Linked DNA regions of Mus musculus: all the other regions are linked to region 1. Evidence: chromatin loops called from intact Hi-C (ENCODE). Cell type or tissue: heart. All regions are shown on one strand. Region 1 holds the start of Mrps24 (mitochondrial ribosomal protein S24). Region 2 holds the start of Dbnl (drebrin-like). Region 3 holds the start of Ube2d-ps (ubiquitin-conjugating enzyme E2D, pseudogene).

Region 1 (2,500 bases):
GACCAGTTAGTTCCTGGTCATGGTCTTTTATTTTGAGACAGGGTTTATTTACTCTGTAGCCTTGGAGCCTGGAGCTCCATATGTAGACCTTGAACTGATAAAAGATCCATCTGCCTCTGCCTTCCAAGCACTGACATTAGAGTGTAAGTGTCCACTCCCATGGATGCTTTGAAGGAGTTCCCAGCCAGGTGTGGTGGCACACCCCTCATCCCAGCACTTCAGAGGCAGAAAAGGTGGATCTTTGTGACTTTGAGGCCAGCCTGGTCTATAAATTGAGTCCAGAATTTGTTACACAGAGAGCCCTTGTCTCAAAAACAAAAACAAACAAAACAAAACAGTCCCCCAAAACAAAAAACCAAAGCAAAACAAAAAATCCCTTCATTCAATATTTTGTTATAATGAGAGTCAGACTCTAGAGTCCATGTGCTTTCTTTAGTAGAGTGAGTTCTTCACGATTCTATTCCCCCCTTGCCATTAATAATTACTCAATAATAATTACAACGACATTGCTCTAGCCTCATAAATTTCCTTGCCATTTAAAATTTTCTTCCTTGGGTGGCTCCACCGCAGAAATAGACCCTCAACACACTGCCTCTTTACTTTAAATGATTAGGAGCCAACCCAGCAACCCCTTTTCTGGGATCTGCTCAGCATGAAGGCAAATGACTATTCCCAGCCCAAAGGAGGCTGACGCTGTCATATTGGATATTCCTGGAGAGTACGCGGTCTCAGGTAGGAGCACAAGCACGGAACAGCGGGGCCTGAGGGCCGGCGCGTTTTCTCTTCAATTCTCTAGAGGACATTGAAGCTGTTTCTACCACCTCTCTATGAGGATAAAAACTTCATGGCTTTTGTTTGTTTGTTCTGTTTTGCCAGAACGGGTTTCTCTCTGTAACTCAGACTCTCCAGGAACTCGCTTTGTAGACCGGACTAGGCTGGAATTCAGAGACCCACCTGCCTCGGCCACCCGAGTGCGGGGATTAAAGGCGTGCGCCACCATGTCCAGCTACACCTCAGTTTTGTTTTTTTTTTTTTTTTTTTTTTTTTTTTTTAAAGATTTATTTATTTATTATATGTAAGTACATTGTAGCTGTCTTCAGACACTCCAGAAGAGGGAGTCAGATCTCGTTAGGGATGGTTGTGAGCCACCATGTGGTTGCTGGGATTTGAACTCTGGACCTTCGGAAGAGCAGTCGGGTGCTCTAACCCACTGAGCCATCTCACCAGCCCCACACCTCAGTTTTATATCACCAAATTTTCGCATTTAAAACCCAACACCAGGTCCGACCAAGGACTAGCTGACAGTATCAGGAAAATTGCAGGACGTCCCACACTCCGACCCACGCCACGCCCTCTCCCTCGCCACGCCCCGCCCCCGCCCGTGTTCCCGTTAGTTCCTGCTCTGAGGCCCCGCCTTCCTGCGGCTGCGCACTGACGCGTCCCGGGTCGCGCCGGCCCAAGATGGCGTGGTCCGCGTCGGTGCGCGGGCTAGGGCAGCGGGTGAGTGGGCCGCGGGCGGGAGGGCTGGGGCGCCATCCGGTGTCCGCTCACTCCCCGCCTCTCCGCAGGTGCTGGCCTGCAGCCGGGAGCTGCCTGGCGCCTGGCGCACCCTGCACACCTCCGCGGTCTGCGCCAAGGTGAGTGCGGCGGCCGGGTCTGGGGGCCGCGAGGGCGGCTGGGCTGGGTCTCCCCGTGACCGCACCTTCGCTCCTAGAATCGGGCGGCGCGAGTCCGCGTGGCCAAGGGGAACAAGCCGGTGAGCTACGAGGAGGCGCACGCCCCGCACTACATCGCACACCGAAAGGGCTGGCTGTCGCTGCACACAGGTGAGGGCGCCTGGGAAGGACTGCCACCCTGGTGGCACGGGTCACTCTTGAACGTACTCTTCAAGGCAAAGAGCCGAACTTTTGGGTGGGAGGCCGGGCGTGACGGCGAACGCGCTCGGGAGGCCGATCTTGAGTTTAAGGCCAGGTAAGGTTACTTACTGAGACCCTGTCACATTTAGTTAGGGGACTGGAAAGATTGCTAAATGCTGTGCCGCTCTAGCATGAGGGTGCAGCCTAGCTCCTAAATGAGCACTTGGTGCCACAGCTCAAGGGGTGTGAGGGTGAAGGAGATATTTGGTTCTTGGGGGTCACTGGCCAGCCAGTCTTGGAAGAGCAGCTGTTTTGCTAGAAAATAAACGAGCAGCAAATAGTGATAGAGGAAAAACATTGGCTGTTAACCCCTGGTCTTCTCCATGCGTCTGTCAAGGGAGCAAGCCTGCACACACACTGTACATGTTACCGACAACAGAACATATGAGTGATGGGCATATTAGGATGGTGAAAGAAAGGAATTCTTGCATATTGAAAGGAATTTGAATATTTCTTGCTAAAGTCTCATTTGAGCCTCCATAGAACAGTATTTGCATGCTTACAAACAAGGTTTGACAGTGCTTTTTTGGCAAGCCATAATTTACAGATGTGTAATAGCCCGGAGGCGATGCGGTAGTGAAGTC
Region 2 (2,500 bases), 81 kb before region 1:
TGGCCTCTGAAGGCATGCATGTGGCCCATGTACTAGGAATTTAGGAGGACTCTCTGAGAAGACAACCCTAGCATAGAGACATAAAGGACAAGAAGCAATCAAGATGATGTATATGTATGTTCCATGCAGGGGAAGCAGCAAGATCAGAGGTTCTGTTTGATGAGGAACTAGCTTGCAGTTTTGAGGAAGAGAAAGACTTTGGTACAAGGGTGGTCAACAGGTGTGGCCAGAGTAGTAAGCAGGAGGGGCAACAGGAACCAGGGCAGACAGGGTAAGAGTCTGGGCTTTACTAAAGTGCAACAGGAAGACACTGCATTTATGGGCAGGGAAGTTAAGATGGCCCAGATATTCTCTCAGCTAGCGAGTGGGGACCTGCCACAAAAATCTTGCTGAGTGACTACTGAAATGGCTGTGACAGTGAGGGTGGAGGCCAGAGGCTCGTTCAACTGGAGTGGCAGCACCGTCTGCATACAGTACTGTAGGAAGCTGGGCAGTAGCATGGCTGCTGGGGCAGATGAACAGTGTATGGGGAAAGAGCAAGATCTGCACCCTCAGAAGGAACAATGGGTGGATGAGGCAGGACAATGTCAGACCAAGGTGGAGCAGATGATTCTAGTAGGAGGCTCAATGTGTGCTCGGGAGACAGACACAGGTGAGATCGTGGCCAACCTGGTCTACACAGTGAGTTCCAGGCCAGCCAGAGCTACACAGTCTCAAAAGCAAGCAAGCAAGCAAAGCAAGCAAGGTCAGTGAAGAGTTATAAGCATGGGTGAAGGGCACTGCTAGCTAGGTTGTGAGGTATTCCCCAAACAGTGATGGTTCTGAGACGACTAGAGGGCCAAAAGATAAAGAGGAGAGACAACACAGTAGAACAGAAGAGATGATTGGCCAGAGTTCTGCAATAGGGGAAGTCTCCAGGGAAGACTCAACACAGGCAAACTCAGTATAGCGCCCCTCAGTGCTGACCACAGGGTAGTGGTGGCCCCACCAGAACTCCAAAGTCCAGTTTGTGTTCCCCAGAATTTGTCCACCTGCCATACTCATCAGATGTCTGAGAAACTGAAGCACTAAAAACTGGCTAACGGAAGCATGTTAAGTAAACGGAAAGTGAAAGAGAATTACTATAGACTGGTATGCATGTAGCAGAAACCTAAGAGGGCTCAGCAGGGCCACTCCAGAAACTTCAGATCTAGTTCACAGTACTGTAATGGCTCCTGGGGTGGTGAAGGAAGGATGGAGCCTTTTCTCAAACAGGTGACAGGATCCCATTTTCAGTCCCAGAATCAGGGACCCAGACCTGTGACATCCTTGACTGAGCCCTGTGTGAGCTCATGACCTCAACCCACTGCTCACGCCGCTTTCAAGGTCTCTTCCTGAACTCAGGGTTTAGAAGACGTGGTTTCCGCCTTCCAGGGAGTTGGGGAACTGCGCGGGACCCCTTTGTCCAGTGAGGTCCCAGAAACGCAGAGCCTGGCGGAAAGCAGAAAGCACAACCAGGCAGAGATCTTCAGGGCAGAGCCGACCGACCACTAGGTGGCAGGGGAGAGGCCCGGGGGTACTCGCCGGGGGGACGGCGGTGGCGAGGGTGGGGTAGCATCTCGCTAGGCTTCAGGAAGGTGGACAGGTGATCCTGCAATACTACGGCTACGCCGCGACCTCCACCTTCCCGCTCTGGCGCCTCTCCGGCCCCGCCTTGCTGCCTACCAGTCGGTCGGGGATTTCTCGGTGACTACGCGCACGTAGGCCTCCTGCAGCGCCGGCCCGTTCCGGCTCAGGTTCACCGCCATGGCACGCCCCACGGTCCCCGCGATGCAGCAGCTTCAGCTTTCTGCCGGCCTCCAGTGACGGCCGGAAGCCCCGCCCCGGAGGCCGGAAGCCTCGCCTCTGACGTGCAGAAGCCGCGCCCAAGAGGCCGGAAGCGGAAGTGGAGAGAAGGCGAGCTAGGCTGAGGGTAAAGTTGAGGCGGGGTGCTGGTGAATGAAGATCCACGAGAGGCGGGCCTGCCCGTAGGTCCTCGTTCGTCCGCATCTGCAGGGCGTGGGCTCGATTTAGAGCTTCACGCTGGTTCGTCTCTCATTAGTTAATGTATTTTGTTTAAGAGCAAGCTGTATGCGCGCAGGCGCCTCGGAAATTTCATCTGATAGTCGGACATGATGGCTACGCCTTCAACCCCAGCCTAGCCCGGTGTACAGCGCAAGTTCCAGGATGGCGAGGGCTAGGCAGAGAAGCCCTGTTTGGAAAAACCAAAGAAGAAAAGGAAAAAAACATGAATCTGCTGTGTTAGGCGTAGAGGTACAAGCCTGTGATCCTAGCGCGCAACTGGCAGAGGCAGAAGCTTGAGTTCTAGCCCGGCCTGGGCATTGCCTAGATCTTCTAAATAAAGTAAAATGAAATATTTGATGTGATAGTGGGGTAATGAAGAGAACCTGCTTTGTGCTTCACTTCTATTTCCAGACAGTTGCCTGAACGTCCCTATGAGAGACCATACTCTGTTGTCGTA
Region 3 (2,500 bases), 54 kb before region 1:
CTCTGCCTCCCAAGTGCTGGGATAAAAGGTATGCAACACCACGCCCGGCCCCAAATCCTTTAAAAAAGAGGTTATAAATACCATTTTGCAGTATAGAAAATCCCAACTAGGGTTGGTGAGATGGCTCAATGGGTAAGAGCACCCGACTGCTCTTCCGAAGGTCAGGAGTTCAAATCCCAGCAACCACATGGTGGCTCACAACCATCCGTAACGAGATCTGACTCCCTCTTCTGGAGTGTCTGAGGACAGCTACAGTGTACTTACATATAATAAATAAATAAATAAATAAATAAATAAATAAATCTTTAAAAAAATTCCAACTATTAATACTATGTGAAAACATGGATCATAAATTACAGTATAATGCAGGGTATGGTGGTGCACGCCCCTCGGCAACCAGAGGCAGGAGGATCTCTGTGAGTTTGAGGCTGGCCTTGTCTACATAGCGAGTTCTGGGTCTGCCAGGAGGCCGTGTCTCAAAAAACCAAACCAAACCAAACCAAAACGGAACAAAAAACAACTTAGAAATATAAAATAATTTTCTTTAGGAAAAGGACGAAAAGTGGATAGGCTAAAACGTTAACAAATGGTAAAGGGTGGATTGGTGGCTTCTTTTTCTGAGATGCAATTACCAGGCTCTAGGTTAATGGGCTAATACAAACCTACGGGATGAAATTCTCCCGCAGCTCAGCCTCTCGTGCTAGGCACCCTGGGAGACACCCCTCTGCTTCCCTAAACTCCGCCCAAAGCTGCGCGCGCACGTGACCCGGTCGCATGACTCCGCCCCCGCGAGTCGCCCGCCAGAGGCACTCAGCCACCTCCTAAGTCTGCGCCGACCGCGGCGGAACTCGCGCGGGGCAAGTGTCAGTGCGCCCTGCCGCACCTCAGCCGCGGGGTTCTATTCGCTGCGACAGCCCGCAGAGTGGACGGGCGGGAGGACCCCGTTTCCGCCACTCTTACCTTCTGGATCCGTTTTAGAGCCATGTTCCCGCTGCTCGTGCCCCACCGGCCCTGCGGGGCAGACTAAGACGGCCGCCTGGGCCGCAACGCTGCACGCCGGGAACGGCGCTCTACGCGTGCGCGCCGCGGTGCGCTGTGGGTAGCTAGTGCGCGCAGCAGTCCTGGGTCTGACCACGGAGTCGCGCACGGTCAGTTACTCGGCCACGGTCACGGCCCTGTGGCTCTGGTTTCTGCTAGGCGAGGGGCCTGGGCACCAGGACATGCCTGAAACCGCAGGTGCCACACGCTATGCTCTCTGCCCCTCCCTGGGCTCCTCCCCAGGCTGTCACTTAACTCCTGAGCTTAGTGGTTGTCAGCGCTGTAAGTATACATTCACTTTTATATGCTTTCTGGGCAGAAGTGTTACAGATATTTCTGAATACGCGTAGGTGCTGAGCACAGATGCATCTACATGTCTGGAGAGCTGCATTTTCAGTAGTACTTAGTTGGCTTCAATGCACTGCCGCTATTGAGACTCAGCCTGAAAGTGCACATCCCAAGCTAAACTCTGCTTCCCTTTCCCCAAGACATCGAACTGTTTAAGACCAAGTGTAAAGAACTTAGTGGTATGTCACAAAATCTGTGTAATAGATTGTAGCCAACATCTTGGAAATGAAATAGAATATGGCAAAATACATAATATCAGCGTGCCTCATACAGTAAAGAATCTGGACTCTCTATATAAATAATCATATATATTGTTTCCAGACAGATAAACCTAATAGGGTATGCTAGTGCAGTTGCTCTGGACCAAAGGTGTTCCAACACCAGACTGGGCTACATAGTGAGTTTGAGGCCAGCCTGGATTGCAGAGTAAGACCATGTCTTAAAAAAAAAAAAAAAGCCGGGCGTGGTGGCGCACACCTTTAATCCCAGCACTCAGGAGTCAGAGACAGGCGGATTCCTGAGTTCAAGGCCAGCCTGGTCTACAAAGTGAGTTCCAGGACAGCCAGAGCTATGCAGAGAAACCCTGTCTGGAAAAACCAAAAAAAGAAAGAAAGAAAGAAAGAAAGAAAGAAAGAAAGAAAGAGAGAAAGATCCCCAAAGGAAAATCTAAAACTAGAGGAGCTGAGGAGATAGTAGATAGGAGTGCTTGTGGTGCAAGCATGGGGCCCTGAGATCATTAGTACCCACAGAAAAGGTGAGGTTGGCTACTCATGTCTCTAACCCCAGCACTGGGTAGCCGGCATGACAGGATCCCTGGAGCTACCTTAGCATAGATAGTGAGATTCCAGTTCAGTGAGAGACCTTGCACCAAAAGCAGTAAGGCACAAAGAGTAGCATTTACTCTGTCATATATCTGGCATTCTACTCTGGCCTCTGTCATGTTCCTGCACATACGCATACAAACCCTGCCCAAAACAAAAACAATGAATCGAACACTTAAATGGTTTCCCAGCCAGATTCCTATATGCCATTCACCTATTCTCCTAGTTTATCCTAAACACATGTCATGAACTGTCCTCTAAACTATAAGCCTTACCAAGCTCCACCCTCTTCC

The links. A loop is a pair of places that touch in the nucleus more often than their neighbours do. Peaks named below come from ENCODE experiments on the same cell type or tissue, not always from the same donor. Only the 100,000 strongest peaks of a DNase experiment are listed, where the experiment ranks them.
Region 2: it touches region 1 in a loop (2.4-fold over the local background); 7 of 42 quality-filtered maps call a loop at or near these places.
Region 3: a loop joins it to region 1, with 2.9 times the contacts of the local background. A loop is called at or near these places in 4 of 42 quality-filtered maps.

What each region holds. Positions count from the first base shown.
Region 1 is chr11:5,706,624-5,709,123 of GRCm38, reverse strand. It overlaps Mrps24 (mitochondrial ribosomal protein S24), which reads left to right and starts at 1,423. Exons shown (of 4, transcript NM_026080.3): 1 at 1,423-1,500; 2 at 1,569-1,637; 3 at 1,715-1,826. The coding sequence starts at 1,462. In heart, no CTCF peak of the experiment used is centred here; a DNase peak (open chromatin) is centred at 1,423; H3K4me3 peaks cover 1,365 bases; H3K27ac peaks cover 965 bases.
Region 2 is chr11:5,787,847-5,790,346 of GRCm38, reverse strand. Dbnl (drebrin-like) reads right to left here and starts at 1,864. Exons shown (of 13, transcript NM_001146309.1): 1 at 1,705-1,864. The coding sequence starts at 1,787. In heart, a CTCF peak has its summit at 1,536 (motif pointing right); a DNase peak (open chromatin) is centred at 1,886; H3K4me3 peaks cover 1,848 bases; H3K27ac peaks cover 2,045 bases.
Region 3 is chr11:5,760,701-5,763,200 of GRCm38, reverse strand. It overlaps Ube2d-ps (ubiquitin-conjugating enzyme E2D, pseudogene), which reads right to left and starts at 1,051. Exons shown (of 7, transcript NR_015577.1): 1 at 961-1,051. It also overlaps a transcript of Urgcp not described here. In heart, a CTCF peak has its summit at 1,081; DNase peaks (open chromatin) are centred at 790 and 1,070; H3K4me3 peaks cover 1,960 bases; H3K27ac peaks cover 1,341 bases.